Linked DNA regions of Homo sapiens: region 1 is linked to region 2. The links are chromatin contacts, found by Hi-C or POLR2A ChIA-PET in ENCODE. All regions are on one chromosome and are shown on one strand. The core of a region is the stretch at or near the end of the contact, and the rest is flanking DNA. Distances in the headings are between cores, read along the strand shown. Region 1 holds the start of LINC02325 (long intergenic non-protein coding RNA 2325). Region 2 has its middle 50 kb from the start of LINC02325.

What was found. Hi-C counts contacts between places; a loop is a spot of excess contacts on that map. ChIA-PET counts read pairs that join two places held with the same protein, here RNA polymerase II (POLR2A). Pooled maps may share reads with other maps.
Region 1: a map of A673 shows a loop between it and region 2 (4-fold over the local background). The contact joins the promoter of LINC02325 here to the enhancer-like site in region 2. A Hi-C loop is called at or near these places in 5 of 168 maps with a recorded cell type or tissue (A673, CD4-positive, alpha-beta memory T cell, GM12878 and 1 more), 1 of 37 single-sample maps with no recorded cell type and 12 of 50 pooled maps. POLR2A ChIA-PET finds 5 or more read pairs at or near these places in 9 of 52 experiments (CD4-positive, alpha-beta memory T cell, GM12878, PC-3 and 5 more).

What each region holds. Positions count from the first base shown.
Region 1 is chr14:97,455,119-97,460,524 of GRCh38, reverse strand. It overlaps LINC02325 (long intergenic non-protein coding RNA 2325), which reads right to left and starts at 1,709. Exons shown (of 5, transcript NR_110166.1): 1 at 1,598-1,709.
Region 2 is chr14:97,406,099-97,411,516 of GRCh38, reverse strand. No RefSeq gene overlaps it. Among named protein-coding and RNA genes, the nearest start is that of LINC02325, 50 kb to the left of the region's middle. Within about 2 kb of position 3,141, at least 2 of the 41 ENCODE cell types and tissues checked have a DNase peak (open chromatin) inside an H3K27ac peak, as active enhancers do; they include A673 and GM12878, where a contact is called at or near this core.

The DNA of each region.
Region 1 (5,406 bases), core at 460-2,959, 50 kb before region 2:
GGAATGGTAAGAATAAGATAAAGTGTAAGGTCTTTCACCTCCAAGGCACTTGGACATTATATCTTTAGACTCTTTGTTATATTGACTGCATTACTCCCAAATGCTTTTTAGAGGAGGGGGGACATTTAGAAAAGTGAATTTCTTATGATCAAATCAATATGTTGTGGTTTATGACAATTTTATACATTTATGGCTAAGAACCTATCTGCAATCACTTCCTAGACAAAAGTTAATCATCTTAGAATTTAAAAAAACATAGTTTATTTTTTACACAATTTCTGGGATTGGATTTCCCAACATGCAGCCCAAACACCTGCTCAGAGCACAGGTAAAACAGAAGTCTCACCTCAAAGTCAGCAATTTTTAGAAAAACTTGACATACAAAAAACACATAAGAGCTGTTATGTTGGACATTCTTGCTGTAATGGCTATATATATATATGTAATTATTATTATACACATACACACTCACGTTTTTCTTTTGAGTCAGGGTCTCGCCCTGTCATTCAGGCTAGAGTGCAGTGGTGCCATCACTGCTCACTGCAGCCTCAACCTCCTAGGTTCGAGTGATCTTCCCCACCTCAACCTCCAAAGTAGCTGGGGCCACAGGCACATGCCAACATGCCTAGCTAATTTTTTTTATTTCTTATTTTTGTAAAGATGGGGTCTTGTCACGTTGCTCATGTGGGTCTCAGACTCCTGGGCTCAAGCGATCCTCCTGTCTCAGCCTCCCAAAGTGCTGAAAACTACAGGCGTGAACCACTAAACCTGGCCTGTTATATATTAATTTTAATTTAAAATACCCATGAAAAGGGGAGTAGGTTATTTTCAGTACTTAAGGTCCGAATATCGTGGGCTGCTGGGCTGGGGCTCACGACCCATCCGCAAATAACACAGAGGCAGACACAGAGAAAATCAGACATTGAGGCTTTCCTCACCTGCCTCTGTCTCCCTCCATCTCTGCAACTCTGCAATGCCCCAAGCAGGAGTCTGCTTTTTTGTATAATGGGCAACCCAATCTTGGCAGGAAACCAAAAGTCAATTTCCAGGAAAGGCAGAAAAGAGGGCTATAAAAACTAGAGGACCTCTGTGGCCTTGTGGTCACCTCTCCTCTCTTGCAAAGACACAGCTGTCACCAGAACCCCACGTCTCCACCAGCACAATGCCTCTCAAGATGCTGTAAGCGCCTAGGGAAAGCCAGCCTGCTAAAGGACGCACATGTGCGCACACACACAAACTTCAGGATGGCCATCAATTCAGTTCCTCCTTTACCAAACACTGTGACATGCCTTTCCCCTCTTCTCTCTCTCTCTCTAACCAGCCTTTCTCCCCCACCTCTCCCCCTTCACAACGCCCAGTTTTATTAGTATTATTATTCTCTTAAGTGGCACATGTAGTACCACTTCCTGCTCCATGAGGCCCCGCCGAAAGCGACGGAAGCGCGCCCTCCTCGCCGTGACATCTGTCTTGGCGGCAGCCTCCTCAGGCGGTTCTCTTGGCAGCCTCCACGCTGCCACCAGGCCTGTCGGGTGGCTGTACGGCTGACGGGCTGTCACCGCCGCCTCCTCTTGCGGGCTGCCATTTTCTTTTGATTTACCTTTGATTCGGAGGCATTTGCATGCTTTCATCACTTGGTGGACAAAGTCCTCGGCAAGTCTCCCATGGCTGCTTTCTGTGTAGGCAGCCAGGAAAGGGGCGGATCCCTCTGTGACTTTGCTTTGAGGTGTAAATGGAGGCCCGGCTGGCCTATGTCACGGGGAGCCCGGAAGCGGGTGTAGACTGTCACTTCCCAGCTCCCCGGGAGACGCTATGTAGTTGCTCCTCGCTTTGGCTAGGGAGCTGCTTCGCCAGTGACAAGTGTCCCCCGTGTCAATTAGTTTATTAATCACCCAGCTAGACAACTTGGTAATGTGGTAATTTCAGGGTTAGGCTGCACCGAGTTCTTCCTTTTCTGGCTGGGCATAAGAGCTCGTTAAAGGACTTCCCCTGCTCTCCAGAAAACTCTTTCTCTGCCTTTGTGCATATCCCAGTGAAGCCATTCAAAACTGCAACTCCTCTTCCCCGGCGTGCGGACAGGAGGGAGGACAGGGTTAAATTGCTAATCGAGGTTTCGTGAGGTCTGCCAGAGCCGAGTCTCCAACACTTACATCTGTTCAACAATTATTACAGCATTTTTGTCATAAAAAATTCAACACCCTGAGTGTCGTGCTAGCAAAACCTGAAAATTTATGCAGTGAATAGAATAGCTAATTTCTCTGAGGAAATGCAGGAGGAAAATTACAGATTTTACTTAAATTCCAAACACCAGAGTGCACACATCTGACGCCCTCTTTGGATTTTTTGTCAACCACCGGACCGAAGACGCCTTCCCGTCCACCAGGAAGCGGGGAAGACCCTGGACACATGCTCTGACCTTGGAAGAAGCCGTACTGTGAAACTCCAGACTGATCTATGCACCCACCCAGAGTGTCTCTAAAAGACCTCTCTCCCAATTAAATCCATGCGTGGTACAGAGTCAGACTTCGATTCCGGAGCGAGGTTAGCGTGATTGGTTTGCGTTTTTCCCACTCCCTTCTTCCAATTTGCCCCCCACGCCTTTAAAACAGCTCCTTGGAGAAAACAGAGGGGATGGAGAAGAGCCCCGACAGCATCGAGAGTCTTAAATCTCCTTAATTCATTCTAATGCTGTTTGATGCTTGCAACGGCAGCATTGGAGTTTGCCTCTCTGCTCCATAAAGGTCTGGAATATGGATTTTATGCTAAAACTAAAGCTGTCTAGTTAGGATGCCAGCAGAGTGGAACAATATGCTACAGGCGATCCTCAACTATTCTCCAGGGCCGGAGCCTGACTTCCCGACTGGGTGTTTGTTACCTTAATCATCATTGCAGCGGGATGAACAGGAATTTCTTGCACTGCCACCACAGTGGCACAATTAACGTTATCCGAATTTTCAGAGATTCTACTGCAGAGAGAGGATACTTGCTCCCCTCTGTTAGTGACTGCTCCAGGGTCCCTGTTTATTTTCCCTAGAATGAGGTGGTCAAAGGAACCAGCTGCCCTCTGCCCACTTACTCTGTCTCATGACAGCTCAGCATGGTAAATATTTTCTCTGTAGGGTCTCACATCTCCTGACCATCTCACCTCAGGGCTGGGGAGCACAGCCACACGCCAAGAGCAGAATCCATCACTGGCATTTATGTCTTAATAAAAGCGTGTGCCATTTTCAGATAAAGTAAACACTGCAGCCATTTCCTCTTGCCAGTAGAGGTTTTTCTCTCTTTCCTTCTGAGTCATACCCTTCTAGAAGGTGCAATGTGCCTTCAGAAGAACCCAAGGAGGCTGTGATTCAGAGGTTCCAGAAACAGACACAGCTCTCCAGGCCCTGTGAGTGGCAGTGACAGAATGAGGAGTCCTCCACCCCCTGCAGCCCAGCTATGCCTCAGGCACAGAGCACCCACCAGAAGGAGGATCAGCTCCACCTGGCTCCCAGGCAAACCACGTCCCCAGGCACTGGTGTCACGGCCCAGGTGCTGCCTCTGGCTCTGTCCCACATGGAGGCCTCCCAGTGGGTCACATCCCAGCACAGTCCTCCTGCCTGATATCACCCCCAATCTGTCCTGGGGCTGGAGAGCTCTGAGGAGGGGACCTATGAGTGCAGTGTTTGCCGGCCAGGGCAGAGCCTAAGTGACCCCATGTGAATCCTACTGTGACCCTGCATGGAGACAATCAGAAAAATAACACAGACACGAGCCACAACCACACTGCTGTCAGAACGTCCCAGGCTCTCGTCCCAAGCACTTTGTCTGGCTTAATTTTCAGAACCGCCCTGTAAAGTACATATTATCATTCCCTTTTTCTTGCTGATGAGTCCAGAGTTCAAAAAGATTAAACAAATTCGCCAAGACTGCCCAGCAAGTAACCAGTAGGGCCAAGATCAGATGTCAGACAGGTCAGATGCAGAGCCCCTGCCCTCTCCACCGTGCCACCCTGCCCTTGAGGCAGCTTTCCATTTGAGAAGTAAGTTTAGCACGAGATGCACGACAAAACTGGTAACAGGGCAGACCTGAGGAATGAGGTATGTCTGCATGTGGGGGGGACCATGCCTGTGCAGCCTGCTCTGCAGAGGAGAAAGGTGGAGACAAACCAGAAGGAATGGGGACTTAGCTTGACTTGAGAGAATTAGGCTTTGAGAGGCATCACTTCCAAGAAACGGTTCTATTGCCCTCTTCCTCCTCCATAGCTGTGGTTTTCTAACCATGTATCCCATAGAAGAGAAGTTTGAGGTCCATCATGGTGGAAATGGTGCTGCAAAGCTCCCTACAACTGCAGCATTGATCTTCTCTGATTTATGTTACATGACAGATCTTGATGTCCAGGCCGCAGGAACATCCACCCCAGCGAGATCCCTTTTCTCGACTTCCACCAGCTGTTTGCCAGGAAAGAAGGTCTCAGAGCCACGCTGTATCCTGACTGCCTCTACAGCAGGTACCTTGTACCTCCACAGCAACACAAAAGGATTGTTTCTGTTTCCACACATACCTCATGTCATTTGTTGCCACATAAATTCTCCCTAAGCATAGTGGCTGAATGAAAGCAACTAGTATGTATTGCCCCACAGCTTCATAGGTCAGGAATATTTGGGCACAGCTTAACTGAGTCTTCTGTTTCAGGGTCTCCCGCAGAAGGTAGCCAAGGTGTTATCAAGGGCTGCAGGCATCTAAGGCTTAACTGGGAACAGAATCTGCTTCTGAGCACACTCACGTGGTTGCTGGCAGGAATCAGCTCCACAAGGACTGCTGGACTAAAGGTCTCAGTTCTTCACCAGCTGGGAATCATCCCCATTTGCTTGTCCTATGGCCCTCTCCATAGGGCAGGTCCCAACAGGACAGGAGGATTCATCCTTGTAAGCAAGCAAGGAAACAACAGGAGACAGGTTGCACTCAGGACAGAAGTCATATCTTTTATAAACTAATCTCAGAAATGATATCCCTTCCCTTTTCACATATCCTGTTAACTAGAAGTGGGTCACTAGGTCCAGCCCACGTTCAAGAGAGGTGCTCACACAAGGATGTGAATACCAGGAGGCAGAGATCTTGGAAATCACCTTACAAGTTGTCTACCTCACACCTCAACCCTACCCTTTAGAGTGGACAGTTTTCACAATGCCGTGGCCTCATCTATCACTGGGAGGCCTAGAAAGAACTCTTTCAATTCTCTTGTGCCAGGAACCAATTTTTTTTTCTCACCTTATGGGTGGTTTCTAAAGACACCAAAATACCTGCTCCTCTTTCTCTACAAAGTCTCTGCCATTACAATGACCAAGAAAATGTGCTGTAGCGTCATAGCCCTTTACTAAGCCCCTGCTACAGATCAGACACTGAACTAGACCTTGAAATATTTTCTCT
Region 2 (5,418 bases), core at 1,892-4,391:
TTAGCTCTAACCACACAGTTGAAAGGTATATTTAGACTGCAGATACTGTATTTTAGAATGTGGAATTTCACGTCCTCTCACTTGGGGGACTTGAAAGAATTGTGCACATTTTGAATAGGCTTGTCTGCAAGTAAGAGGGAAAAGAACTTACCTTGGCATTATACTAGTGAGATTTTGGTTTTTTGCAAGGCATTTAATGTGTCTGTGTATGTGTGAAGGCATGCATTGAAATACAGAGCCAGTTTGTTCACCTTCAATTAAGTTCTCCCTCAAATATACACGGAAGGAAATGTACATATTATATTTTATAAATAATAAGGCTTGGGGGTCAGCTTTCTCATATCTTCACATGGTTGGCCAGATCTTAGTGTGTCTCTCTCTCTCTCTCTCACACACACACACACACCCAGTGAATGGGTAAGGCTTGGTGATTAAGGTCGTGCTGTTTGTTCATCTCTGCCCTGGCTAATGTGATTGAATTGGAACAATACCTTTGAACTCCTTGGCTCTGATCTGCATACTAATTGATCCCAAGTCCTTGACAATGACCTTAGCCGCCATCCACCCATTCCTGCAAAGGCTGCTCGGCCCTACTCAAAAGTTGCTATCAAAATCCAGAAACGACACAGAAAGTCCCTTTATAAAGAGCGTCTTTGAGCAGTGTGTTACTCCCTAGCTCCCCCTGCGAGATGCTTTCAGAAATAAAAAGTATTTGTCCAGGACTGGAAAACAGTTTTGTCGCGGAATGCTCAAATGTCTGTGGAGTAACCGCAAGAGCAAAGGGGGAGAAATTCGGTTGTCAAAACTTACCCTCGTGGTGATAGGTAACATCTTCTCCTAAAATAAAAATCCGTGATGATAGATTCTGTGCAAGATGTTTCCCAAAATTGTCTTTGAGATATCAGAAGCCTGCACATACATCTCACTCTTCTAAAAATCAGTGGACAGGATCAGATCCTGCCTTTATTTAAAATCTGAATTTTTTGTTCATTGTGAATTTTGGTGCATTCATTTTATTTTTTTAAACATTGCATCCAATTATCATTTTTCTTAATTACTGCCTTTTTGGCACTCCATTAAATTTTGCACCCAAGGTGCATGCCTCAATTCTCTCACCCAGATCCCAGCGCCCCCAGCATCTCTGCTGTAGTTTTATAGTCTTAGGAAAGTTCTGAGGAAAGAAATTCGAACAGTGGAAAAAGTATATTTTTCCCAAATTTACACATATTTACCTATAAATTTAAGTGGGCACAAAAACAAGTGAAAGTATAATAATTCATGGGGATTCGCGTATCTCTTTAAGGTAAAAAGGTGCTGACATACGCACACACACAACCACACATCCAAAGAAATTAAAGACAAAGAACCACATTGTTGGTGACTTTTAAAATTGTACTGTGCAGTAATGAATTAACCAGTAGCTAGAAGGTTTCCATTAATAAACCAAAGTTATATTCTTTGTGTGACCTTGAAAACAACAACAAAAAAAGTCTCTTCTGGGGAGAAAATGTATCAAAGGAGTTTATTAAAAGCAATGGTAGTATCAGTCCTAAAGCAAACACTGGAACAAAATAAAAACACAAAAACCTTTTCTCGGATATGAAATCATCGATTATATTGGACTACAGCGTTTTCTTGAAATCTGCCTGAGGGATAAATTGGAGGGGGCCACCCCATTTGGCTGTGAACAGAATAGATGGTGTTACTGGAATAACTACTCAATTAAAATCAGCGACCCCTTGCTCACCTACGCTGGCTTTACCTGGGCCCACCTTGCCGACAGCAAAAGAACACAGGTGCAAAACAAAAAGACCACCGATTTTCTCTGATACCACACCACCACCTGACATCCAACACTCGTCTTCCCGTGATTTAGAGATCAAACACTGGTCCTTGTCAGCCCAGGGCAGCCATGAGTCACAAAACCACGTCCACGGGCGCACACGGCTTCCACGCTTTTTCATTTCAGTAAGAAGACACTTTTCTAAGAACACGGTGTTCTAAAAAAGAAAGAAAAAAACTGTCTGTAATTTGTCATGAATTTCAATTACCAAAAACTTTTGATTTTTTTTCCTCTTTGAAAAAAAAAAAAGATTGGCATACCTCCAGGTTTTAAGAATGTAGTTAATGCAGAGAATGACAGAAAGATAAAGATGTGTGTGTATGTGTGTGCGTGTTTGTGTGTGTAGGAAAAGCTCCGAACATACGCTGTTCATATAGGCCTAGCTGGGTTTTAAGCCCTGAATAAAGGTTCGTGGTGACATGGGTGAGAAAGAGCATTTTGTATTTATGTGGAACGGATTGTTCTGACAGGTTCCACAGCATTTCCCAGAGCCGACATGTCACAAATGTGACTTGTGGCATCCCAGGGCTGCACACACACACCAGGAAGCCGGTTTACACTCACCAACTCACGGCACATAAAGGGTTTTGGAGAGGAAATAAAGACTCATTTTGCAATTGGAAACTACAAGGTTTTTTTTTTTTTTTTCTCCTTTCAGATACACAGAATACTTACCAAACGGGAGCAGAACTTTTTTTTTTTTTTTTTTTTTGAAATGTGCAACTGTGTGAAACTTGTCTGGTTTCAGATTTACACAGAAATTTGGAACCATCTTGTTTTCATCCAAACAAATTCAAACTGAAGAACCTCTTAACTAAGCTGGGAGCATATTTGCACCAAGAAAACTGATGTTCCTAATTCATTAACCTACAAGCATTTGGTACCAGTGGAGCTTACTAAATGTGCACAGCCCAGTGACTTGCTTTTTTGTTCTGTTTTCTTGAGGGCTGACTCTTTACTTGCACTGTCCTAGGTAGGAAGTGGAAGATAAAAAAACAAAATCAGCATGCTATCAGCCTGTTATCTGTTCTTTGGTCTTAAGGAATGATTTCAGGTTTCTGAGGTGCTTGGTATACATAGGTGAAGCTGAATACATGTTTACCGTATAAGCAAATACGTAAAATTAGAACACTTTAAGTTGTAACATGAGACAGTATATAATTAAAATGCCAAACTGAGCGGTCCAGATCATTCCAGCAGGAGTTCAGAGGTCAGAGGAAGCCGCATAGTGAGAATAATCACTCCTTCTGGCACAGCACCAAACAATTTAAAATCAGTTTTGCATCACTGACTACCTCCATCCTCTGTACGGTCCTGCATGCTGGCAATGAGCAAAAAAGATACCATCCCTGTCCTCGTGAGGTTTCCAGTCCAGCCATTGGTGGGGCGGGAGATAATATACAGCATGCCACATGGGGATACACATTATGGGAAAAAATAAATCATTAAAGGAAATGTGGAGTCCTGTGGAGTCCCAGGGTGGCGTGATGTGTTAGTATGACGCACATGGAGGTTAAGAAAGCACTCGTACGGTAGGGGAGGTTTCTGTAAGGATAAAAAGCAGCAAGGGAAGAAGCCACCTGTCTCTCTAGGGGAAAAGAGATCCAAGTAGAGGGAAAAGCAAGTTCAAAGCCTGGGGCAGAGCCTGCTCGGTGTGTTCAGGAAGAGCAGGGGGGACATGTGTTTGGAGCAGAATGATCAAATCAGAGGGAGGCAGAGGTGGGGGAGATCACTCAGGAGCTCGAAGGTCATGGCAAGGACTTCGGCTTTTACACCCAGTGAGATGCAAACCAGCGGACGGCTTTGAGCACGAGAGTGACGTGATCTGAGGCTAAAGATGAAGCTCCCTCCTCAAGGCATTTGGGAAGGGTAAATGCCAAAACGCAGGCTCAACCACCAGTTTAAGAACTACATGTAAATGTGACCTGCATAGGTCGAATGGGAAGCTGTTTCAGAGACTCGAGGCTTTTTTTTTTTCTGTTTACAAAAAGAAGATAAAAAACTATGCAACAAAGATTAAAAAAAAAAAAAAAGACTGGCGTGTTCTCCAGTTTTTCATTACACTCACATGCAATACGTTCATGTATTTTCCGATCTATGATGATGATTTTTAAAAACTACATTAATGCAGTGGAGAGAAGAAAAAAGCAAGAGATCCTTAATGTGCCCACTGTGGACATCCCTTTATCTTCCTCCCAGTACTCCTGGAAATGGCAGCGTTGCTTCGAGGGCCTTGCAACAGGGCACATGTGGAATGAGAGGCTGGCAGTCTCCAGATCTCCAGAGCCCTTACTGCTCCCTGGAACCCAGTCCATCATCAACCTAAAACCAAGTTGGCCAACAGTCCCTGGCTCTGACTCATACCCTTCCATTGAACTGGACAGAACCTCGGTTTACTCATCTGTAAAATGGTAGTGTTAATGTACATTCTGCCTATCTCCAGATCAATGGGGCACCCAGAGGAAATAATTAATATGAAATTGCTTTGGCAGATAGAAATGTAACAGAATATTTATGTAATTATGTATAATTATATTATTAGTTTTTTTAAAACAGGCAGAAATAAGAAAACTACACATGAAAACTAAACAGCCTACATAATCTATGCTGATTATATGTGTACACACACATACATACATACACATATATATACTCACATATACACAAATAATTACAATGCAAATTTTAAAACATATATATACAAAAAAGTTTTAAAAAACTACTTATAGTTTCACCACCCAGAGAAACCAAAATTAACTTTTCATTATATTTTCTTCCAGTTTTTATCTGTTCAGAATATAAATGTAAATATTTGCATAACTATTTTTATATATTTATGTTATTACTAATATATATGTACCTACAATATGTCATGACTAGGCTATGGTATATAACATTAGCCACAGCTCTACGTCATACTATAACCATAGCCTGTAACATAGCATGCCACAGTTATGTCCTATTATAGGTACAGTGTATAATATAATGATAAATTATTTTATGTAGTTATAGAAATACATCTACATATATACAAAATGTAGATTTACATCATTCAATATATTATTGTAAAATTAATACCAATTTTTTTGTTTAAACAGGTAAATCACATATATTGTTTAAAAGAAAAGTCGGCAGTACAAAAGTGAAGTGCACCCTATCACTACCATTTTCCCTTCAAAAAGCAATAGCATTTCCCATTAATAAGTGGTAATACATTGAGCACACTGTTCTGTACATTTTTTTTTTTTGAGACGGAGTCGCTCTCTGTTGCCCAGGCTGGAGTGCAGTGGCATGATCTCGGCTCACTGCAACCTCTGCCTCCTGGGCTCAAGCGATTCTCCTGCCTCAGCCTCCCGAGTTTACAGACATGTGCCACCACACCCTGCTAATGTTTATATTTTTAGTAGAAACGGGGTTTCGCCATGTTGTCCAGGCTGGTCTCCAACTCCTGACCTCAGGTGATCCACCCGCCTCTTCCTCCCAAAGTACTGGGATTATAGGCGTGAGCCACCGTGCCTGGCCTGTACTTTTCTTTTTTTAATTAAAGATGCATCTTAGAGATCATTTCATGACAG